Linked DNA regions of Homo sapiens: all the other regions are linked to region 1. A link is a loop called in an ENCODE intact Hi-C map of the cell type or tissue named here. Cell type or tissue: mammary epithelial cell. All regions are shown on one strand. Links, peaks and the distances in the headings refer to the core of each region. The heading gives the core; the rest is flanking DNA. Region 1 has its middle 70 kb from the start of PPP2R3A. Region 2 overlaps LOC105374122 (a long non-coding RNA gene). Region 3 has its middle 230 kb from the start of PPP2R3A.

Region 1 (8,462 bases), core at 1,436-6,435:
AGGCTTCTTCCAAAGCTAAACCAATCCCTAGAGCCCCATCATCCTCTGCATTCATTTGGCAGAAAGGGAAAGACCACTGGGAAGACCCATCTGCCTCGTAAAGGCCAGAGCTCAGAAGTGTTACACAGCACTTCCGCTCACATGCCAATGGTGAGAACTGGTCACGTGGCCCCAGCTACTGCAAGAGAGTAGAGGAAGTGTTGTCCAACTGGGCAGCAGCTTCCTATGACTAAGTAGAAGGGAAGAAGAGGTTTTGGTGGGCAGCCAGTAGACCTGGCCACCAACCTTAAACAAATAAAGGGGAGAAGATTTGGTTAATGAAAATCACATAGGCAAAAAAAAAGAAGGACTCTGACTTTAGTCCTTTCTTTGAATTACTTTTTTTTTTTAATTATTTGGGTGGGGTTTTTTCAAAGCAATTTATGCCTTGCAATTTTGTTCATATGCTTATTTGTATTCTTTTCTCTTAACCTGTCTACTAAAAGATTTGAGACTGGTACTAAAGTCAAAGAGGAAGAAACAATATTAACTTTTGTTCAAGACCAATGCAAATATTGTAAGCCAAAATGTGTTGCCAGGCAAAAGGTCAGGGAACTAGTCTAGTTTTCCCATAAGTATGGTTCCTGACTACCTCCTCAAAGTCATTTTCCACCCATCTTCCCCTCATGCACCACATTCTAGCTTCACTGCCTTGCCTACTCTTCCCAGAAGAATCCAACCACACTTCTACATCATGATATTTGCATCTGTTCTCTCTGTCTGGAAAACTCTTCCTCCAGATACTAACATGGCTTGCCCTTTTATTTAATTCAGGTACCAAACAAATGCAGCCACTTTAGAGAGACACTTCCTAACTTTCTTATCCAATGTAAAATAGTATCCTGTTCCTAGCCCCCACATCACCTTTACCCTTTTACTCTGCTTTTTCTTCATAATACTTATCACTACTATTGTACATTACACTTTTGTTCATTTATTTTCTTATGCCCATTTTTCTCACTAGCTTGTAACCTACATGTAGGCAAGGACTTAATTGCTGTTATCGCCATCAACTTAGACATATGTGGCACAAGTTAGATGCGCTATATTTCCTGGATGAATGAGTGTATTTTATTGGGTATAAACAAAGCCACAAAAATAAATACTGTTCAAACCACACTAATATTCAAAAAGTTCTCACCAAAAAAGGAAACTGTTTTGTTGCTCTAGTTTTTTCTTCCCTTTTTAAGGGGTAATGAGTGACAACTGGATATCCATATGCGAAAGAATAAAGCTAGACCTCTTCCTTACACTATACACAAAAATTAACTCCAAATTGCTTCTAGAAATCAATGTAAAAGCTAAAACTACAAAATTCTTAAAATAAATAAATCTCTGTTGTCCAAGCATGGTGGCTTATGCCTGTAATGCCAGCACTTTGGGAGGCTGAGGCGGGCAGATTGCTTGAGTCCAAGAGTTCAAGACCAGCCTGGTAAACATGACATGATGAAACACTGTTTCTACTGAAAATACAAAAAAAAAGCTGGGCGTGGTGGCACGTGCCTGTAGTCTCAGCTATCTGGGAGGCTGAGGTGGGAGGATCACTTGAGCCAAGGAGGTCAAAGCTGCAGTGAGCCATGATTGTACCACTGCACTACGGCCTGTGGGAGACCAGAGTAAGACAAGAAAGAAAAGAAAAGAGAGAATGGGAAAGAAAGGGAAATAAAAGGAAGGAAGGAGAGAAAGAAAGAAAGAAAGAGAGACAGAGAGAGAGAAAGAAGGAAAGAAAGAAAGAAAGAAAGAAAGAAAGAAAGAAAGAAAGAAAGAAAAGAAAAGAAGGGAGGGAGGCAAGAGGGAAGGGAGGGAGGGAGGAAGGGAGGGAGGGAGAAAGTAAGGAAGGAAGGGGAAGAGAGAAAGAAAGAGAAAGAAGGAAAGAAAGGAAAGAAGGAAGGAAGGAAGGAAAGAAAGAGGAAGGAAGGAAGAAAGAGAGAAAGAAAAAGGAAGAAAGAAAGAAAAAGAAGGAAAGAAAGGGAAATCTTTGTGACATAGGTGACATTGGGTTGGGCAATGCTTTCTTAGATGCAATACCAAAGGCATAAGTGATAAAAGAAGAAATAAACTAGACTTCACCAAAATTTTAACCTTAGCTCTTCAAGAAACACCATCAAGAAAGCGAGAAGATAACCCACACATAATGGCAGAAATATTTGCAAATCTTTTCTTTGATAAGGGACTTATACCTAGAATAAAGAGCACTTAAAACTCAACAATAAAAAGGATAATAACCCAATTTTTAAATAGGCAAAGGATTTGAATAAACACTTCTCCAAAGAAGATATACAAATGGTGTGTGAATTACCTCCCAATTTTTTAAAAAAGAGTAATGAGCCCTTTGTTGGGTTTGTTTCAGGGACAGACTCTAAATCCGTATCACGCCTACATTGTTGATACTTTACTTAAACCACTTACAATGTTCTAGAGCTGTGGTGGTCCCAAAGTATGGTCCCCGAATCAAGGGCATCAGCATCCTCAGGAACTTGTTAGCAAACTCTCTGGCCCCTCTCCAGACCTACTGTATCAGAAACTCTGGGGTGGGACCCAGCAGCATGTGTCTCATTAAGCCCTCCAGGAGATTCTGATGCTCACTAAGGTATTAGATCCACTTCTCTGGGCAAGGAGGAGCATAAGGTCTCTTTCCTTAGAATAGGTCTGACTGTACTAAATTCCTACCCATCTCCACCCTCAGGACATTGGATGAGCCCTGTTCTTTCTTTTTCAATAAAAGGCAGGGCTACTTTGCTCTTTTCCATTCTTCTTACTCCATGTATTCTGTGCATATGGCTACCCACTCCCACCCCTCTGATTGTCTTTCTCCATATGGCCACCCTGGTAGAGATGATATTCCAATATTTAGGTTTGGGGAAGCTAGGAAATCCCATTTCCTATTCATGAGATCTTAGGCACATGGACAACTCAGTCTCTGACCAGAGGACACTGCATTGACATGTTGTGTATATGATTCCCAATTTGTTATTGTCCCTTGGGTATACAGCTCCCTTGAAAACTCCATGGGGAAAAGAGGTACTGTCAGGCCAGGATGGAGGCATTTTGGGTCCCTGTCTGAATGACTTTATAATAGCATCAAAACCACCCTCAACCTCTAACACCCACCAGCATGACATTTATCATAACTCCCAGGTTTATACCATGTTTACTTTGCTTACCAAACACCTACCCCTCTTAAATAAACCTAATTAATTCATTTACCCACATCTCCACCTACATGGTCAGTATGATCAGGGAGCAGTCGTGTACACAATCCTTATATGCTTATTAGGGGGGTTCTGGGAAGCTTGCAGGCATAGGCAGTTGGTCTATGGTTTCCGAGGGTCAGCAACAGAACCCTGTCACCTTAGGCAGCAAAGCTCCAGGCCTATTCCCCACAAGAAAGCAAGCCTCTTATTTAAGTCTTGATTATAGGTTACCTGCCCTCACAAGGATCATTCCTGGGGCAAACAAGTGACTTCTATCAGCCATGCTCAAGGTGTATGCATATGTGTGGATATAATACATCCAGAGACATGAAAATAAATCCCTCACTGGCTCCCTTTCTGCAACAGAAAACAGAAATAGAGAAAAACTTAACAACTGCAAGCTCAGAGCCAAGTTATCAGAAACCAAATTAAAGCTGTTGGGTATTTTTGTTGAAACATCTCTACCTCTGAAATCTAATTTCTTGCAACTTTCCATATAGGATCCTGTGTTGTATTATTTATAAGAAAATAATATTCTGGCCTCCCTTGACAGCATTTCCAGGCTGCAGAAACCACTGTAGCCATGAAGTAACAGAATAATTTTGGTAATGTTTCCATAGCTACCTTGCTTCAAAGTGAGGTTTATTCTGTTTTAAAGTCTGCTGACCTATTCACAACCTTATTTGAAGTATTTTCAATCTAATCCCTCGTCTGCCTATTATTGTCTTAATGTTCTTGTGATTTCTATATTTAAGGAGGCCTTGGATGCATAAATATATGGTAATCAGGACTTACAGTTAGATATAACAATATGATGATTTTTTTTTCTATTCTTTTCCGATGTGTATTCATCATGTCCCTCCCTTGCAACACAGGGAAACCTTCCTGAGGATTTTGGAGGTAAAGGCTGTTTAAGGTACACTGGTGCCCTCTCGTGGCCACTCTGGCCTTGGGCTTTCCTTCCCAGAAACCTCTTAGACAATTGATTTTGCAAGAGGTTAATGAGAAAGTATACCTCAAAATGCCATTGCTAATTGTCATGAGTGTCCTTGTGTCTGTGTCTTTTGCCCCCTGCAGGCATGAGGGTCTGTCTGAGTAGCAATGTAACCCTGAGGGACCCAGGCCTCTGCTCTTTCCTTCCAAGGCATGCTTCATTAATAAGAAATGCTGTTCAGGGGTTAGGCCTTAGGAAGTGACCTGGGACACACGTAAGGAGGAAGATGACAGACCAAACAACTTTCAGAAAGACTCTGAAATGAAGAAAATCCACAGAAAGAAAAGGTGGGGCTTCACCTCAAGAGAGCACAGCTTATCAAGAAAGAGAGCAAGGAACAGGTAGTACCATATGCCTTTTTAACAACTGAAAATATAAACCCCGTGCTGGCTCAGAAAGCATGACAAAGCAATCAGTAAAATCCTAATTAATTCACTGTGACTCATTTTTATTCAATAGACATAAGAGTGGGTGAATAATACATGGGCCCAGTATTGTCCAATAGAACTTTCTATGATGATGGAAATGTTCTATATCGGTGTTGTGCAATACAGTAACCACCAGCTCCTTGGCCTATTGAGCACTTGGAATGTGAATAGTGAAACCAAGGAACTGGATTTTTAATTTTATTTCATTTTGGTTACTTTAAATAGCCACATGCGATTAGTGGCTACCATATTGGAAAGCCCAGGTCTAGGGGGACAGATAACTACAATATAAGCAGAATTCATAGTATAAGCAAGTACAAATAAAGTTCCATGGTGGAAGGGGGAAATAGGGATGATCAGAAAAGTTTCAAAAAACAGGAGGCATTTGAACTAGACCTTGACGAATGGGTTGATCTTATTAGCAGAGATGATAAGGAGAGCATTCCAGACATCAGAAATAGTATGCACAAAGGTGTGAGGTGGGAAAACTTTACGTAAGTGTTGTAGAAACAGGTGTGGAGTGTCTCCAATATGTGGCTGGATGTAACATGGGAAACATTGATTGAAAGCAAGGAATGTGAAGCCTTTGATGCCTTGAAGGGTATTTTGGCTAAAATCAATAAACAGTAAAACCTGCAACAATCCCTCCACTGAAAAAGACTTGGAGGGGAAATGAAAGCCTGTTCTAATGTGGGAGAGACTGGGTTCCCAGGGGGCTAGGAACTCTGTAGTAGAAGCCACTGAAGCCATTGTGTGGAGAAACTGGAGGGAGGAGGGCCTCAAGGCAGGGTATGGAGGAAACCATTCCAACAGTTGACCCAATGAGAGATAGGGAGGGCCTTAACAAGGATAAGGACTGAGAGACTCCCATTTGGTTCCCCTTACCTCCTACACACGATGCATCAGAACTGCCATGCTGTTGTGATCCTAGTGGAACCAAATACCAGAGTCAGAGTAGTGTCATACTGTATGACATGCCATTCAGCAATCAAAAAGTAATTTCAAAATAACTTGCATTCTTTCTTGAATTTCTCAAATACCTTTGGGCTGCCTCAGGTCATCCCCCCAGCATCCTGAGGGCTGTGGCCCTCAAAGAAATTCTTTGTTCTCCCATCTACTCCCTCCATGCACCAGAGCCACTCTCGCACATTTCCCCAAAGCTGCCCAGAAAACCTTCCTGCATCACTAGGCCCTGAGCCCCCTATCCTTCCTCCCTCTCCCTTTCCTCTCACCTTCCCAGCTCTCTCTCCATCCCCCAGTCTCCATTTTCTGTCCCTCCAAATTCTAAGGAACAGTTCCCCTCGTTGTATAGGGGAGAGCAGGAAACAGAGCCCACAAACCAAAAAGAATCTTTAGGTGGCAGGGAAGGGTGAAAGCTGGGAATTTTTATAGAATCACCTGCCTCCCACCCCCCAAAAAGTGGATCTCCTACTTCAGTGTCTCCCCTCTCCTCCTCCTGCTTCTCTTTCATCTCTTTCTACAGTAATATCAAAGTAGAGTCCTTAGACCAGCAGCATTGCATCTGCTGGGAGCTCATCAGAAATGCAAATTCTTGAGCTGCACTTCAACTTACTGAATTACAAGCTCTGGGAAAAGGGCCCAGGAGCCCAGGAGACATGGATTACATTAAACTTCAGAAATCAGTGGTCTAACAGGCCGGGCATGGTGGCTCATGCCTGTAATCTCAGCACTTTTGGAGGCCGAGGCAGGCAGATCACCTGAGGTCAGGAGTTCGAGACCAGCCTGGCCAACATGGTGAAACCCCATCTCTACTAAAAATACAAAAACTAGCCAGGCATTTTACTGGCAGGCACCTGTAATCCCAGCTACTTGGGAGGCCAAGACAGGAGAATAGCTTAAACCCAGGGGGCGGAGGTCGCAGTGAGCCGAGATCGCGCCACTGCACTCCAGCCTGTGCGACAAGAGTGAAACTCCGTCTCAAAAAAAAAAGAAAGAAAGAAAGAAAGGAATCACTGGTATAACAGATTTGAGAGCCATCACTATCTCTTTTGCTTCTGGGGGTGCTGTCATGTGAACTTGGCTGGGTCCATCTGCCCTTCTAATGTATCTTAGAACTAGGCAATGGGGAGTTTCCCAGGCAGAGACATGCCAACATTCACACCTAATCCTCCTCCCCACAAGAGTCCTGGCTACACATCATGGCTCACAAGGAAAATGAGAGAATCTAGAGGAACACTGAGGGAGGCACACTGCTGTAAACACAAGTGATGGCCTCCAGAGGCATCAGGCAGCTCTGGACTATGAGCAGGAAAGCATGCCTGAGGACAAGATTTATGTTTTCCATAAAGGAAGCAAATGTGAAGACCATCTCCTAACACCCCAATGCTGGGTTCTATCTCACCCTCACTGCAGCCTTGAAATGCCAGGAGTGAGAGGCTAAACTGCTGCCATAGTCCCACTGGTAGCCCATTCTGTCACACAGAAAGCATATTAGAGGAGTGCACTTTCTAGTTCAGACTCTAAGCTGCCTCTGAGGTGGAAGAGAATGGGTCTGTATACATGGATATTATAATCTGCTTCTTCCTCCAAATTGTTTTTGTTTTTGTTTTCAGATGGAGTCTGGCTCTGTTGCCCAGGCTGGAGTGCAGTGGTACAATCTTGGCTCACTGCAACATTAGCCTCCTGAGTTCAAGCAATTCTCCTGCCTCAGCCTCCCAAGTAGCTAGGATTACAGGCGTGTGCCACCACTCCTGGCTAATTTTTGTATTTTTAATAGAGACAAGGTTTCGCCATGTTGGCCAGGCTGGTCTCAAACTCCTGACCTCAGGTGATCCGCCCACCTCAGCCTTCCAAAGTGCTGGGATTACAGGTGTGAGCCACCTTGCCCGGTCCTTTCTCCAAATACTAAACTCAGTTAAGGATTTCTTCTAGGATAAAAGTGAAGCCATACCTAATATCACTTTCTGCTTCTATATCCAGCCCCAGGGTCTCAGATGTATAATTCAATTTATAAATTCTCCTCCAGATTAACTGCTAGTCTGGCCTCCCTTTCTCTTAGCAGAAATACTACCAGCCAGCAGGAAGAATTGGAGGGGTAAGCTTTCAAGATAGTATGAAGTCCCATATTGTTATCCCGACTGAATCCTGCCCCCCTTGGTTCTCCTGCCCCCCAGCAGGCTGCCTGCTGCAGGACTTATCGAGTAAGCACACAAGGCAGAGCATACCTCTTGATTACTGTTGCATGTTTACAAACCCAGCCTGGAAACAGTAGTTGTGGTCCTCCTCACCACACATCCATTCCAGGCAGCAGGGTGTCCTGCCCAGAAAAGTCCATCTTTAATCACTGTGGGTCTTGAAAACCCTCACATAGAAGATGGCGTCTCTCTGTCTTCTAGCCAGCCCATCTTTAAATCATTTTTGACACATTATATTTACATTATAAATCAGTTCTAGTATTTTCTACCTTTCTTATGATTTCTTCTGCCATTCACAAGTTACTTTAGAAGTGTGCTTTTTAAATTCCAAAATGTATGAAAGCTGTCAGTCACATTGTTACAGATTTCTAAGTCAATTGTATTCCGATCAGAAAATACAGTCTGCCTGACAGTGAAGTTATTTGAGTTGCTATTTGAGAGTTGCGAGCCACATGAGGTCAATTTTTGTATATACTAGATTAAGTTTATTAATTCTGTTGTTCAAATCTTCTATATCTTTTGTATTTTAGCTATAAGATACTATTAAACTCTCCATTGTAGCTTTATCATGTTCTTATAATTCTGAAAATATGTGATTTATATAATTTGAGCCTATGTTATTAGGTATACATAAGTTTAGAATTATTTATTC
Region 2 (8,462 bases), core at 2,325-7,324, 390 kb before region 1:
CTTAGCCTCAGTTTTATTCTTCGGAGAGTTTTAAGGATTTAACCAGTTAATACATATAATACAGAGTAAATGATGTATTGTGATTTTGTTTAGTTTTGTTTTTCAAGGACAAGTGGAAACAAGATCATTGTGCAATATGTTCCCAACCCAAGTGTTGGGTGCATAACATTCCCAAAGGACAGTTTTGAGCTTAGATTCTGCATTTCCTGTGTAATCCAGAACATCTCTATAACTTGCCACATCTGACTCACTCTCAACTACTGAAACTTCTCAATGATCAGAGCTGAGCACTTGTGAAAATATGTGATAATAAGAATCTAGCAATTCATTTTCTGGACATTTTGTTTTTTGTTAATTTGACAAAGCCCCTTATTAACACTAGTTTACTATGTTCATTTCTACCTAGCAATTCTACTGGGGGTGATTCCCCTTGATTGGAGTAGTCTGGGAAAGGAAAAAAGAACTTTCCCAACATCCTAGAGGTATCCTATATTCATTTATTAACTGGTTCACCCATTCATTCAATGAATTATTTCTTGAGAAACCACTGATGCCCAGCTCTGAGCTGAGTTCTAAGGATTCAGTAGCAAGCCAAGCAGACATAGTCTCTGCCCTTATGGTGCCTATGGTAAGATATATGACAAACAAGTAAACAAAGAATTAAACAATTATAAAAAGCACTACAAAGGAAACAGAAAGGGCTTATGACAGAGAATAATGAGAGGGAGCGAAACTACTTAGACAAGATGTTCAGAAAAGGCCTCTTTGAGAAGAAAATGCACTCTCATTTCCTGAACCCAAAAAAATAGAAGCCAGCTATGGCAGACACCACCATTTGCCTAATACATTTCACTTCTTCCTTATTTTGCTTATGTGCACAGCACAGTGTACCTAACTAAAACACGCATATCCCAGCTTTGGCCATTGAGGTATAAGCTATAATTTCGGAGAAGGTGTTGCTTCCCTAATATAAGGACTGCCCTTTCTTGCTTCTCTTCAGCAACTTCTTTTATCTGAAATATGGATAAGATGGCTGGTGCTATGGGAGTCATCTTGCAAACAAAAGGGAAAAGCAAAGACAGGGATCTTTTCTCTCATATTTTTGAGCCAATGACCAAGGCAACCTCTTTAAACTTCTAATTGAATGAAAAAGAAAAAAACCCTGTATATATGGAAGTACTGTCATCAGAATGTTCTGTTATTCATAGTCAAATGAAATCCCTCACTATTATACCAGCAACCACAGCACAGAAAGGGCATTTTGGGAGAAGAAATAACATGCCTGAAAACCTTAAAGCAGGAAAAAGCTTGGCATGTTTAAGGGTAGAAAGGCCAGTGTGGCTAGAGTACAGCAGGCATGGAGGAAAGTGAGAAGAGCTAAGGTTGGACATATAAGGGAAGGGTCAATTAAGCCTGCAGGCCAGGGTTAGGAGTTTGAATTTTATTAGAGGAGTGAATGACAGCCACTGGATGGCTGATTTACACTCTACAAAGATCCTCTGCCTGCCTTGTGGTGAAGGACTTGGAGGCGGGCAGGAGGAGAAGTGGCGAGACAAGCCAGGGCCATTGCAGTTGTCCTGGGGAAAGAAGACATTGACGTAGGCAGGGACAAAGGCATTGGTGGTGGAGAAAACTACACTGAAATGGCAGTGTGGCAGCCAGTTTGAGAGTAATTTGGCAAAAAAAAAAAAAAAAAAATCAATACAATATGTGAAGAATTTAAGCATTGCTTGTTAATCAAGAGGATCAAACTACTTATTGCCACAGGCCAGGCAGGTGAAATAATATTAAATATAGCAGCTAACATTTATTTATGTGTTATGGTTGACAGACACTGTATCATTAATCCTTGTAATGGCATTATAAGGTAGACATTATGATTATCCCCATATTACAAATGAGCAACTGAGTCATAATCAAGTAACTTGCTTGAAGTCAAAATTTTTAATAACCTGGTGGAGGTGGGTTTCAAACCCAAGGCTATCTGATTCCTTGATTCAAGACACAAGGGGCTTAGAAATTGCTCTTAGATGATTTTCTTTTCTTTGTATATGCTTACTATCACACATCAAAAGTCTCCACATCCTCCATTCATGGACTAGAATCCTTATCCTTGAGGGTGATGGAGGGAGGAAAGTCTACATGTTCTGGAGAATAAAACCTGGGCACATTTATTGAGACTTTATTACATGCCAGGTCCTCTACGTTTATTATATCCACTTTACAAGTTGGGAAACTAAACTGCAGAGAGGTAATGTAACTTACCCAAAGTCACAAACCTAGTAAGATTCAACCCAGGCTGTCGGACAGGTTTAACCATTGCACATAACTGTCTCCTTCAGAGGAGTTTCTTCTCAGATTCAAAGTCTGAATCTTGCTCATTCTGCACAAAAGGTAACCTGAATGGTGTAAGGGCCCAAAGAGCTGCTGTTCCACTAAGCCAGAAACATCAAGCCAGTACTCACCTTGGGATCAGTGGTGGTGAACACATTGGGGCTGACAGATTGTTTCAGCTAAATGCAAATTCACTGAACTAAAAGCCCAACTAGGACCAAACCAAGCACAAAGATGGCCGCAAGACCGTGAATTAACTCTGCCTACTTCTAGTTCTCCTTAGTTATAGCTCAAATGTCACATCCTCAGAGATGCTATCCCTGCTGAGCTTAGCTAAAGTAATGCTCCCTTGCTCAGGTCACTAGCTACCCCACACCTTACTTATCCTTCCTCTTAGTGTTTTTAACTCTAGAAAAATATCACTTTATCATTTATGTGTTTATTGTCTGTCTCCACCCATGAGAATGTAAGCTCCATTTTTCCCATGCCTAGAATGTCTGGCACATGGTAGGCATTCAATAAATATTTGATGAATGAATGATTGAATAAATTTGTTAATTTGCATTGGCATCTGGGGAAAACACTTCAAGCTCTAGACAAATACACAGGTTTCTCTTCAACTTAAGCACCTGGGACAGTAGAAAGAGGGACAAATAGCTAAACTGATAGGATGGCATTAGAAAATGGCATCAGAAAATGGCATCAGGATTAATGCAGGTGGTCACTTTTTAAAAGCTCCTTCTTAGAAATGGTAGCCTTCTTCTATTCCCATGGGAGGTGGCACGACCCACTACAGGGCATTTAAGTATGCCAGTAGAAGCTCAATTTAGTAGTTCCCTAAATTGTAGTAGGTCGAAGCTACAAGGGAGAGAGACAGTGGTGGGAGGGCGCCCTGGGAGAGCGCACTAAGGAGGAGGTGCAGTCCAGGGATGGTCCCCGTGACGCCCAGCAGTGACAGCAGGCAGAGCCCTAGGACCACAGTAGAGTGGCTGCTTGTGGCCCTCACCTGTTGGTTTATTATTCTCATCAGCAGTAATGGAGGTTCCCCCAAGAGCCACACTCTCTAGCCTGCCTTTCAGTGTGGGCAGAGGCAGGAGAAATAGTATGCATGGCTAGTGCTTTTTTGGATGTCTGCACCCCACTGGGAATCATTTCCATTTTGCTTCAAAATTTAAATAAATAAAAACACAAATAAACAAAACAGAAGCTCTCTGATGCGGATGAGAGAGTCATCCCTTGCTCATTTTTGTATTCCTAGAAAGAACATAAACCATACACGATCTTTTCCTGTTTTTTGGTACAGTTATTGCAGGCTGGCTTTTCTCATTCTCTTTTGAATACCTCGAGCAGAACACCCCTCGTGTTGTTAATGACTTCAAAGATACCGGGTCCACTGTGCGGCAAGTGATAAAAATGTACACAGCATGTGTTGGATAAATTAATAAACTCTCCAGAGCCTCAGAGTCCTCTGGCCCAGCAGCACCGTAATGAAATGTTATTCTGAAGTGGAGGAGGTGGGAAGGAGAAGGGGAGCAGTATTTAATATATGCAAATTAACTAGTATGCAAATTGCCACTAAGTTAAAAATAACGGACTGCGAGAGAAACCTATTTTTTAAGCAGCTTGTTTATTCATTAGCCTAATTTCCATTATCAATCCTTCTGTTTTCTTTTTTATTAAGTACTCACATTTGGGGAAGTTTGCTTCCTACAATTTGTTTTGCTCCAAAATCCATAACACTGGTAAGAACAATCACCATACATTAGCTTTTCTTGGTCTCATTCTTGATTTTGCTCCTAGCTTTCAATCCCTTTTTCTCTTTCTTTCTTCCTGCCCCTTTCCTTTTGCCGTTTTCTCCTATCACTTTCACTTGCCTTGTTTCTCTGGCACCTTTTGTTTCACTGCTGAATGCGACTCCATGAAGCATCAGGCAGGGGCGAAGAGAAGCCTCCTGTCCTATGAGGTCTGACTCCAGGGACCTGTTCTTCCAGCCACTCGCCCTCATAGGTGGACTCGGATGCAAAAGGCACCAAAATCCAGCTCCCCTGCACCTCAGGGCGTGTGCTACCATTATCCCTCTCCCAGCAACAGAAAAGCCAGAACAATGCACGCCCTGATTCGGGTCTGTATATGGCCTGCTCTGTGTAGAGACAGACCTTACACAATGTTAAAGACAAATTGGCAGCCAAAATCCCCGTCTTTTGTCTCAAGAAGCATCTACCTTGCTATGAGAGAGCTCTGGTGCCCCCGAGAGGCCGAGAACGGTACCGATTGCTGGGCCGGTTATGGGGAAGGCAGGAGGCTGGAGTACAGCGTACACAAAGCCCTGGGCAGCAGCGTGTCCAGAGGGGAGATCCTGAAAGAAGGGGTGCCCTTGAGCAGCTGGGGAGGGGACTCAAGAGAACATGCTTTGCCAAAGCTGCACATAGCTTGCAAGGCTAGTTTTTGTTTTAACCGTTGTCATTTTTCACAGGGTTTGTAATCACATAGTTATTACGAAGCATCAAAATTATTTTTTAACAAGAGGTTCTTGGTACATGGTGCTTAGCTGTAGCTGTGCAAAGCTGTTTGTGCCATTCCAGCTCCTAAGGGATGTGCATCTTAGACACACAAGCACATACTCTGAGGGGCGGTATCTCCTGGTGTCCTAGAGAAGCTGTGGCTGAGACCCACGGTGGAGAATCTCAAGGCTCGCCCTGTCAGGAGCCCTGCTCCACAGCAGGCTGTGCTGCAAGTCAGCTGCAAGGGATTCAACATGAACACAAATTCCCAGAGCAAATAACTCTTAACTCCCTCTCCCTCCTGAGTTCCCTCAGTTGCTATTGCTTATAACTCTCCTGGGAGACACACTATGTCAGAATAGGAACCACATTTTTCAGGTTTCAGCTCAAGGTCAGAGCTCTGTCATTCCCCTGCTAAAGTACCTATTACTCAGGGGCAATGATGTCAAATGTAAAAGGTCACACTTTGGCAGCTGCTAGGGATCGTCCACAGACAGGCGGTGGCTGGGGAATGAATTTGCACCAGTTCCTTAAACTCCAGCATGTACTGCAATCTCCCATTGCTCTTAGGGCTAAAAATGGTGTCAAAAGGCCAAAGACCTGAAAGAGGCAGATGATACCAGAAACAGTCACTGACACTAAGCTCAAGATGGAGTCAGAAAGATAAATCATTATTATTTAAGCTCTGCACGTTTTAATACATACTCTCTTTGCAATATTTCCATAGAATGAGGAAATAAATCACCCTGCTCTTGACATTTTTAATAACTTTAAGAATGTGGTTAGGGTAATACTTAACTTTATTGACATATTGTATGGTTCATCTGTCTCATCAAACCTCAATGAAACTTCAATGAATATTAACTGAGGACCCCTAATGTATTAGGTACTGCCTGAAAAATCTCCCAAACAGTCCCTATCTGCCCTCCAGGAGTTCTAACTTATTGGCTTGACTCCTGTCTGTGGAAATCAATAGCCCACAGGGTAAGGTTTTATGGAGTTGGGGGTAGGGACTGTTCAGATTCTAGCTGGAGGATTTGGTTCACTGGGCATAGGAACACCTCTTCTTAGACTCTGGCTATTTGTCCTCAGGTTTAGATGCCTTTCTTGAGCAACACAGACATGATGAATGGGAAGAAGACAGACCCTAGTGCCATTCAACAACTATGCCTCAAAGATAGTAGATGCAGCCTACTGTCTGTGATGTGTATGCGACATTGTTCTTCCTGGTCCCCTGCTTTCACAGAACAGAAGAGAGGCCTAGAGTGGACCTTAAACTCACCAAAGTCACATAACTAACTCTTTTATGGCAGAACAAGGAGTAATAACCAAGTGTCTTGATTTTCAGGCCAACTCCCTTTTCATTAGTAAATGATAATGGTGGTGTATTTTACAAACGGGTAGGGGAACAAAAGGAAAGGGGGTCAAATAATTCAAGTGCTGATAATGATAATATTTAACCCATTTCTCTAGGATTCGCTTTTTGTCACCTTGGATTCTCAAAGACACAAGTTTTCTCTCTCACCCTCAGGAGTTTTTTGAGCTGGTGCCTTTGCAAGAATACTCTGATCTCCAATCTTGTTCTCCCAGCCATTCTTAGACATTCTCCAGGTCTTTGTTTGGATATCACTACCTCTAGTAAGCTTTGCCTTGTTCCTCACATCTGAGCTAGGTGCCCTCTATATATTTTCAAGGTCCCCACCCCCTGTCCTCCATCACAGCTCCTACCACACTTTATTGTAATTTTCTTTTACTTCTCTGCCTTCTTCAATATTCTGTGAACCCCTGGAGGAGAGGAACTATATCTGTCTTGCTCAATCAAGATTATCTCTACAGACTCTAAAGTTGTAGAGTCTCTATAACTCTAAGAACGTGGTTATAGTCAACTTTACTGATATAGTGTACAGTGCATCCATCTCATCAAACTTCAATTAAATCTCAGTGGCCATTAAACGAAGGCCTAGAATGTACAAGGCAGTGATGCCTGGCACAGAGTAGATGCTCAATAAATATTTTAGAATGCATTAAGGAAGAGTGGAACATAGAACCTCATCAGGGAGAAAATGTCACTAGCCATTCCTGTCACAGAAGTATCCAATTTCTCCCTCCCCCCTGAATACATCCTTGGCTGCTAATCTGAGCATTCCAGAGTGAGACTTACACTGTCTGAGAAAACATGTTATAGGCTATGTAAAGATAAGAGAAAGGTACACACATTTGAATATGGTCCGTCTTATTTATAGGAGTAAACCTAACACTCAGGAAACACATCTTCTGGCTAGCAAAAGCCAAGGAAACAAGCAAATATTGGACAGAGAAATAATTTTGCAGAAATATTGCAAAAATTGTTTAATATCTTTGCTACATAAAGAATTCATATAAATTGATTAAAAAATAAAAGAATAAAGTCCTCAATAGATAAGTAGGCAAGGGACATAAACAGAAAATTTCTATAAGGAAAGCCTTAACTAGCAAATAAAAATATATAAAAATATCCAACCTTGCCTGTTAAAACAATTGTGTGGTATAGGACCTGGATCCAGAGATAAGAAAGGGTCGGTTGCCCCTCTTACCCCGGCCTTACTCACTCACAGCAGGACTCGTTGTTGCTGCTGTATTTCAATGGGCAAGGTGAGGCATTGTTTGAGTATAAGCCCCCAGGTCCTTAATAGGCTAGGAGAGATGCAAAGAGCAACACAGTGAACAGCACAAGAATGAGAATTCTGAACTGGTAGCCAATAGAGTGGGAGGAAGCTGGACAACAAGAAGAGGGATGCAACGGCACAGAGGTGGCTTTGCTTGTTCCAGGATGCAGTGCCTAATGTGGCTAGCCCACTGCCTGGCACATGACAAACACTAGAAAACTGTGGGACTAAAAATACAATATTGCACATGGAGGAGAAGGAGTCAAAAATATAAATGAATGTTTGAAACAAGGTAATATGTTTAAATATGACACAATCCCAGGGGCTTTATGATTTGCTGTGAAAGTGTGTTTTTGGCTTCTTGTTCAAACAGCTGCCATGTAGGGTTCCCTCTGGTGCATCCACCAGAAGGGAAATGAGATTCATTAATGTATAATATCAGCATGGCTCCTAGGTGCCTCACAAATTCAGACATGGGTCTGAGAAACAAAATGATAACAAAAATATGATTTACCCTATTAAATTTTCAGAAGTTAAAAATAAAGATAATATTTTATTGGTGCAGTATAAATATAAACACAACAATTTTTTGAAACTTTTTGAAAGCAGTCTGGCAATATCTATCAAGCACCATGTATCAATTAGTTATTGTGGCAAGAACGTTGTGTAACAAATACATCAAGAGAGCCTGTAAAATCTGCAAGGAGTTACACATGTGTTTCTCTACCTGGGCAATGCGGAAAACAGGGTAACGCCAACCCACCAATGGGAGGCAGCTCAGTCACTGGGCTCCTTTTCTGAGCTCAAAGGGCAATGCATAGAGTTCAACTGAATTCTCATAATTGCACATTAAAAATTCATTGAAAGGAACTTCATAGGGTCATAGAAGTGTTCTATATCTTGAATGCGGTTAAGCAGGTATGTTCACCTTTCAAAACTCATTAAAATAATCACCTAAAATATGTTAATTTTATTGTATATA
Region 3 (8,462 bases), core at 2,047-7,046, 160 kb before region 1:
CTGCTGGGCTGGAAGTCACCAGCCCTGTTTGCTGAGGAGGGATGAAGCAATCTTACTGTTCCCAGGAACTACAACTGCAGCCTCTGTTGGGGCTATGGCACCAGTTCTGGTCTTTTCCAGGGATCAAGGCCTGTAAAGGTCCCCATGGACTTGAGAGTTGCCCTGCAAAATGTCCAGATGCTTTCTGCCTCAGTCTAGAAGCATCGGGGAAGGGAGTTGCTGGGGGCCCAGGGAGATTCTTCCATTTCTTGTCTAGCACAGGTGCCTGTGGAGACCGTGAATCTTCCAATCTTCCTGGGGCCTCTCACTCACTCACCTTTTCCCACGTCAGAGAGGTTCTCCTGGCACCACACTGAGCCCAGACAGGCTGGTGCTCAGCTTCACTTCTCTCTTCTGTGTCCCCTTGCTGCTTGGATGGATCCCAACATGGTTTCTCAGATGATCAGCCTAGAGGGTCAGCATTCACTAGCCATTTTTGTTTCTTCTCCATGAGAGCAGTGTACATGAGCTGCTTCTAGTCCACCATCTTGACCCCTTTCCAATTTTTTTTAGCCATTGTAAATGGAATCGTTTTCTTGATTTCTTTCTCAGATAGTTTGCTGTTGGAGTATAGAAACACTACTGATTTTTGTATGTTGATTTTGTATCCTGCCACTTTACCAAATTCATTTATTGGTTCTATTAGTTTATTGGTAGAATCTTTAGCGTATTCTATATGTAAGATCATGTCTTATATATAGAATACTCTAAAGGGACAATTTGACTTCCTTTTTTCCATTTTGGATGTCCCTTATTTCCTTCCTCTTTCCTGATTGCTCTGGCTAGGACTTCCAGTACAATATTCAATAGAAGTGGTAAAAGTGGGGATGCTTATCTAGTTCCAGATCTCTGAGGATAAGCTTTTAACTTTTCCATGTTAAATGTGGGGTTAGCCATTAGTTTGTCATATGTGGCCTCTATTTTGTTGAGGTATGTTCATTCTAGACCTAATCTGTTGAGGATTTTTTAATCATGAAAGGATGTTGATTTTTATCAAATGCTTTTTCTATGTCTGTTGAAATGATCATATGGTTTTTTCCTTGATTCTGTTAATGTAATGTATTACATTTATTGATTTGTATATTTTGAGCCATTCTTGCATCCTTTTGATGAGTCCCACTTGATCATAGTAAATAATCTTTTTAACATGCTGCTGGATTCAGTTTGCTAGTATGTTGCTGAGGATTATTGCATCCATATTAATCAAGGATATTCCCCTATAATTTTCTTTGGTTATTGTTGTGTCCTCATCTGGTTTTGGTATCAAGGTAATACTGGCCTCCAATAATGAGTTTGGAAGAATTCTCTCCCCTTCAGTTTTCTAAAATAGTTTGAGAAGGTCCATTATTAGTTCTTTTTTAAATGTTTGGTAAAATTAGCAGTGAAGTCACCAGGTTCAGAGCTTTCCTTTGATAAGAGACCTTTATTACCAATTTAATGTTGTTTTCTTGTTATTCATCTGTTCAGATTTTTCTATCTCTTTGTGATTCAATCTTGATAGGTTGTATGTGTCCAGAAATTATTCATTTCTTCTAGTTTTTTTTAACTTTTTGGCAGGTAGGTATTTACAACAGTCTCATGTGATCCTTTGTATTTCTGTGGTATCAGCTGTAATTTATCCTTTTTCATCTCTTTATTTATTTGAGTATTTTTCCATTTTTCTTAGTCTAACCAAAGGTTTGTCAATTTTGTTTACCTTTTTAAAAAACTAACTCTGCTTCACTGATCTTCTGTAATTTGTTTATTTATGCTCTGATCTTTTTTTTTAATCCACTAACTTTTGGTTTAGTTTGTTCTTGTTTTTCAGTTCCTTGAGGTGCAAGATTAGCTTTCTGAATTGAGGTCTTTCTACTGTTTTGATGTAGGCATTTATTGCGTAAATTTCCCTCTTAAAAGTGCTTTTGCTATATTCCACAGATTTTTGGGATATGTGATTCCATTTTCATTTGTCTCAAGAAATTTATTTAATTTTTTTAAAAATTCATGTATTGACCCATTACTTTTTCAGAAGTGTGTTGTTTAATTTCCACATATTTTTACAGTTTCCAACTTTCCTCCTGTTATTGATTTCTAGTTTTGTTCTATTGTGGTAGGAAAAAATACTGGTATGATTTCAATTTTTTTAATGTTTAAGACTTGTTTTATGGCCTAACATATGTTCTATTCCAGAGAATGTTCCATGTACTATTAAAAAGAATGAGTATTCTGCAACTCTTGTGTGGAATGTTCTGAAAATGTCTTTGGTTTAGAGTGTGGCTTACCTTGACGATTCTTTGTTGATTTTCTGTGTGGATGATATGCACATTGCTAAAAGTGGGGTGTTGAAGTCCCCTGCTATTATCGTATTGCAGTCTATCTCTCCCTTTAAGTTTATTGAATATTTTCCTTATATATTTATGTATTCCAATGTTAGGTGCATGTATACTTATAATTTTTATATTATCTTTCTGTACTGACCTCTTTATATAATGGTCTTCTTTGTCCCTTTTTACAGTTTTTGGCATAAAGTCTATTTTATCTTATCTACATATAGCTACTCCTGCTCTTACTTGGTTTTCCTTTGCATAAAATCTATTTTCCCATCCCTTTGCTTTTGATCTATTTATGTCCTTCCAGGTGAAGGTGGGTTTCTTGTGAGGAGCATATAGTTGGGTCTTTGTTTTTTAATCCATTCAGCCATCTATGTCTTCTAATTGTAAAATTTAAATCTTTTACATTCAAGGTAATTATGGATAGGTAAGGGCTTTAGTACTGCCTTTTTGTTACTTGTTTTCTAATTGTTTTGTAGATCCCTTTTTTTTTAACCTTCTTCCTCTCATACTCTCTTCTTTTGTGATTAAGTGATTTTCTCCAGGAGCATGCTATGATTCCTTGCTTTGTAACTTTAGTGTCTCTATTATAGGTTTTCACTTTGTCATTACCATGTGGCTTACAATAAGCATCCTATAGTTATAACAAGTTATTTAAACTGATAATCTAACTGATCACAAAGGGAAAAAAAAGAAACAAAAAGAACTGCACACTTCAACTCCATTGTCTTCCAATATTTTGGATTTTTGATGTCACAATTTATATCTTTTATATTGCCTGTCTCTTAACAAATTATTTTAGTTATTATTTTTAATTGTTTTCTCTGTTAGTCTGCATACTAAGGATATAAATGATTTACACATCACAATTACAGTATTAAAGTATTCTGAACTTGTTTGTATACTTACTTTTGCCAGTAAGTTTCATACCTTCAGATGTTTTATTGTTACATGTTAGCATCCTTTTGTTTCCATTTGGAGAACTCCCTTTAGCATTTTTAGTAAGATAGGTCTGATGGTGACAAATTTCCTAAGCTTTTGTTTTTCTGTTCTGAAAAACAGTTTTGCTGGGTATGATATCCTTGTTTGACAGGTTTTTTCCTTCAGCATTCTGAGCATATCATCCCACTCTCTTGTAGTCTGCAAGGTGTATGCTAAGAAGTTTGCTGCCATATGTATTAGAATTCCTTTATATGTTATTTGTTTCTTTTCTCTTGCTGCTTTCAGAATCTTCTTTGTCTTTGACTGAAATAGTTTTGATATATGTCCCCACCAAATCTCATGTTAAAATGTAACCCCTAATGCTGGAGGTGGGAACTAGTAGCAGATATTTGAGTCATGGGGGCAGATCCCTCATAAATGGCTCACTGCCCTCTCTGTCATACTGAGTGAGTCTCACTCTATTAGGTCACATGAGAGCTCATGAGAGCTGATTTTTTTAAAGAGAATAGCACCTTCCTTCCACCATCTTCCTCCCTCTCTTGTCATGTGACATGCCTGCTCCCCCTTCCCCTGCTGCCATGATTAAAAGTTTCCTGAGCTCTTGACCAGAAACAGATATGGCACCACACTTCTCACACAGCCTGAAAAACCTCTTTTCTTCATAAATTACCCAATCTCAGGTGTTCCTTTATAGCAACGCAAAATAGACTAACACATTGACCTTTCAGAGTTTGATTATCCTATGCCTTAGGGTAGTCTTATTTGGGTTGTATCTGATTAGTGAACTTTAGTCTTCCTCTACCTGGATATGTATAACCTTTTGGATATAAATAGTTTAGAAAGTTTTCTGTTATCATTTCATTGAAGAAGCCTTCTACACCTTCGTGTTTCTCTGCTACTTCTTGAATTCCAATGATATGAATGTTTGCTTTTTTGAACATAGCCCGTAGATTCCATAATCTTTTTTCATCCCTTTTTATTATTTTGTCTTTTTTTTATGTATTTTTAAATAGCCTGTTTTTTGAGGTCACCCTTTCTTTCAATAGCTTGATCAATTCTGCTATTTATACTGTCTTTGAATTTTTATTTCATTCATTGTAGTTTTTACATCCAGAATTTGTTGTATTATTTAAATCTCTCTGTAAAATTTCTCTAATAAATTTCTGAATTGTTTATCTGTGTTTTCTTGAAGTTCACTGAGCTGCCTTATCACAGCTATTTTGAATTCGTTGTCTGACAGAGCACACATCTTACCCCTTTAAGGTCTGTCACTGGTGCCTTGTTTTGTCTGTTAAATGAGGTCATAATTCCCAGATTGTTCTTTATCCTTGCAGACATATGTTGATGCCTACGCTTTGAAGACTTAGGTATGTATTCCAGTCTTTGTAGTCTGCTTGTGTTTGTGCCCATCCTTCTTGAGTGGGCCTGCCCAACGATCTAAGCCGGTTGACCTTTTTCAGAGTCAGTGACTACTGGAACTATTTCAGCAGTAGAGGGCGCCCTAAGCTCAGATTCTCTATAAGTCTAGCTATAGCTTCAAGGTTGGTGCGGCACCTCGACCCAGATGAACTTGGGGAAGACTCAAGGAGGATACCCAGGTTGTGTAGGAAAGCTAACCAGGGACCCAATTCTGCAAGTCTGTCCCATGTGCCCAACAGGCACACATTTACCAGAAGTTTATTGTATAGGTGTGACAGTTCCTTGATTGCTGAGAGAGGGGCTGGAGCCAAGAATGAGCCCCCTCAGAATTCACCATGGGACAGAGGCTGACAGGCTTGCCCCATTGTCCCAGACTTGCATACTTCCCGGTGACTTCCTGCATGGGCAAGAGGGTTCCCCAATTGCAGCAAAAGGAGACATAGCTGATACTGTGCCCCCTCAGGATTTGCTGTGGAATGGTGGCTGGTGGGCTCCTCATAGAAGTTTAGACAGATAGGTAATGCCCCGTCTTTAAGATAAAGACAGCTTTCCTTCTGAGACCAGCTGAAGAGGGCTGGAGCTGAGATACAGGGTGACCTTCAGATCCACTGCTGAGATTGATATCAGCGGACAGACAAGCCTTCCTGCCAAGGCATTAATGTGCATGATTCCTCCCGGACTCCTTGGAAAAGAGTTTTGGTTGAAGGCTCAAGGCCAAATGGGCCCATGGCCAAGCTCTTTGGGGAATTAAGCTGTTTCTGGATTTGAACCTGGGAGCATGATTGTAGGGTCTGCTACCTTGGTGCTGGCATGCACTCTCAGAATGGCCTTCCTATGTCTTAGACTCCACTGAGGTTTCATAAGCTCCTATCTGAATTCCAAGGCTCCCTCTAAGAGATTGCGTTCTGTAAATGGGTACAGAATTTTTATTATTGTGGGGCAATATAAGTGGGTTATCTCTGATGCTGCCATCTTGCTGACATCATCAGCTCCAAGAAAACTTTTTAAAATCTGTTTTGTAGTATATGTATTTATTCTCCCCTCAATTCATCTTAAAGCCCTTTTCTAACAAGGAAGGAAGAAAAGGAAAAACAGGAGACAGCAAGAAAGGAAAGAAAGAGTTCCCCAAGCAAGAACATAGGGAAAAGAATTTTTGAAGAGATTTTACTGGTTTTTCCTGTTTTTTTTTTTTTTTATATATATATTTTCATTTACCATTTTGTAATTTTAACTTTGTGTTTTCTACTATTCATTTAATGTTTGGATAAGTAATAAACGTGTGTGGTTCAAAAATTAAATTTAAAAGTGTATATATGGAGTCTGCCTTTCAATCTAATTCTCACCCCATCCTTCCCCTGGCTGCTTTTAAAATTTATTTATTTTATTTATTGATTTTGTGTACTGCCATGGTTTTTTCATGGAAATGCAATCATATATGAAGATATGTTCTTGATTCTCTCCCTTTTCTAATAGAAGTCAAAATATAATACATACACTGCTTGCTCTTGCTTTTTTCACTTAAAAATAGATGCTGGAATGTTTTCCGTATCATTCCAGCATTTCCTCATCCTTTTACTCAGCTGCATTGTATTCCATTATAGATGTAGCATAATTTATTTGAGCAATTCTTTATTGATAAATCATACACAGGAAAATCTCTATACATAATCTATGTCATACACAGGAAATCTCTATACACAATCTATGTGAAGGGAGGTAAAATCCCTTCTGCTCTCAGCGTTCCCCTATGCCAGCTGGATGAGGGAATACGGATGAGGGAGTGTGGTTCTTAGCTGGATGAGGGAGTGTGGTTCCCTCCAGCCCTTTTCCCAGTCACATCACCCCAGCCCCAAGTGGGGTCACCAATTAAAATGTGATAAGAATGGGTGGATTAGGAAAATCCTGAAAACCTAGCCACCTTTGTCAACCATGGAGAACTTCCTCCCCGGTAGCCTAGCCAAATCTGAGATCTCCCAGATCTTGTACACACCTGAAGATGTGTTTCCTGATTCACAGTTGTAAAAGAAAAACACCTTTATAACATAGGACAGGCTAAGATTTTTACCTTTATAATAATTATTGTAAAAGATACATATTACTTTCTTGACATCTGTTGAAGTTAAGTAAAGGTTTCTATAACAGAAAAGATGTTTGGGTGAGGCTGACACTATATTTATTTCTGTAAAAACTCGTTCAAACCCATATTACTATTGAGGGGTGGGTAAGGGGGCTATGTTAAGACTGCATGTCATTGGCCACCCACTCCTCCGTCTGATTCAGGATTGGACGTCCAGCCCAAGGAGCACCAAGCTTTAACTGGCCAGGAATTTATACATGTTTCTCAATCAATAATTTATTCCAGAAGACACAGAGAACAGAAAGGTGTAGTGGGCACTTGAACTGAAAAGTGATGTACAACATGACTGAGGAAACATCTGCCCAGGAACAACATTTCTGAGAGTAAATTGAAGCAAAAGCCCTCTCCTTGATAGCAACCTAAGGCCAATCCTCCCTTCTGGATCAACTTCAAAGCCCTTCTTTAGCTAAGGATGTAAATGACTCGACTGCTCAAGGCAAAGAGCATTTGTACAGGCAGCAATGTCACAAATGATCATCAAACACAGTATTTGTTCTGCCTATCAAGATCCCAGCATAGTGAGGGCCTCTTAGATGCACCCTGTATCCCCCTTTTCACCCCCGAAAAGACTGGTCCTCCTCTGCCCTTCAACTGTCTCTCCTTTTTGCACTCCTTTAATTGCACTTGTTTTTGAAGCCCACAGAATTTATTATTCAGAAAACAACCTTCTCTGCAATATCAACCTTAATTAACTGTGTTCTTTTTCTATCGCCTCCCACCCTCCACTTTATGCATTTGAATTAAGGCACTCCAGAGCCCCTGGCCAGCACCCCTCCCCCATCACACACCCATCAGAGTCTTACCATCCAACCATGACCAGATAAGGGAAAATGGAATTTCTTGTCTCTGGCTGCCAATGTGAAAGGGTCAAGGTTACCAAGGAGAGACCTTCCAAAAAGAAGGAGAGAAAAAAGGAAGCCAAGCCTCCCTGGTTTCCATGGTAACAGAAGGTTGAATCATGGTGCATCCCCGAGAGCCTGGCCTGCTTAGCTCTGCTGACATCTTTCCACTTCATTAGCCTCTTTATCAAGTGACTCTGCATAGGACTAAGTGTATTTTGGTGTCAGGGTACACTGCAGATGATTCAAAAACAGGGTGACCTTTTCCACTGATCCCCAGTGCCTTCTGGGACCACAGACACTTACACCCCGCCTCCTGGGTCCTCTTAAAGGCTTGGCTTGCTCTTCACTCTTTCTAATCAAAACTCTGTCACCAAGAGGCCCGGAGGTGCCCTTACCCAGCAGCCCAGGAAGCCAGGACCCCAGCTGTCAGTGATGCACAGCACCCGAGCCAGGAGGAAGATTAATGACTTTACCCACAGAAAATGGATAAAACGGGCCCCAAAAAGACAATAAACGCAGGGCAGGCTGCGAGGAAGGCTCTGACAGTAACAAATACTGACTGACATCGCATTGTGTTCCCTTTCTAGATGACTCAGAGCTGCCAGTGGAAACATAGATTCATTTAATAAGCACTTCAGTGAGACAAAGGGACCTTTGGGGGTTAAGATTGATCTCCATCTCATGTGTGTGCACTCCAACGTACGTGTGTGTGAGAAGGAATGTCCGTACTCAGTATTGTCCCTTTGGAAATCCAAGGAGCATGCTGCAATTTCC

Evidence for each region. A loop is a pair of places that touch in the nucleus more often than their neighbours do. Peaks named below come from ENCODE experiments on the same cell type or tissue, not always from the same donor. Only the 100,000 strongest peaks of a DNase experiment are listed, where the experiment ranks them.
Region 2: it touches region 1 in a loop (10-fold over the local background); 16 of 110 quality-filtered maps call a loop at or near these places.
Region 3: it touches region 1 in a loop (23-fold over the local background); 14 of 110 quality-filtered maps call a loop at or near these places.

The regions. Positions count from the first base shown.
Region 1 is chr3:135,891,142-135,899,603 of GRCh38, forward strand. No RefSeq gene overlaps it. Among named protein-coding and RNA genes, the nearest start is that of PPP2R3A, 70 kb to the right of the region's middle. In mammary epithelial cell, for the core only: a CTCF peak has its summit at 4,167 (motif pointing left); a DNase peak (open chromatin) is centred at 4,160; H3K27ac peaks cover 552 bases.
Region 2 is chr3:135,499,459-135,507,920 of GRCh38, forward strand. All of the region lies in intron 1 of LOC105374122 (a long non-coding RNA gene), which reads right to left. Among named protein-coding and RNA genes, the nearest start is that of PPP2R3A, 460 kb to the right of the region's middle. RefSeq lists a silencer at 4,169-4,463. In mammary epithelial cell, for the core only: a CTCF peak has its summit at 4,583 (motif pointing left); no DNase peak of the experiment used is centred there.
Region 3 is chr3:135,732,163-135,740,624 of GRCh38, forward strand. No RefSeq gene overlaps it. Among named protein-coding and RNA genes, the nearest start is that of PPP2R3A, 230 kb to the right of the region's middle. In mammary epithelial cell, for the core only: a CTCF peak has its summit at 4,779 (motif pointing right); no DNase peak of the experiment used is centred there.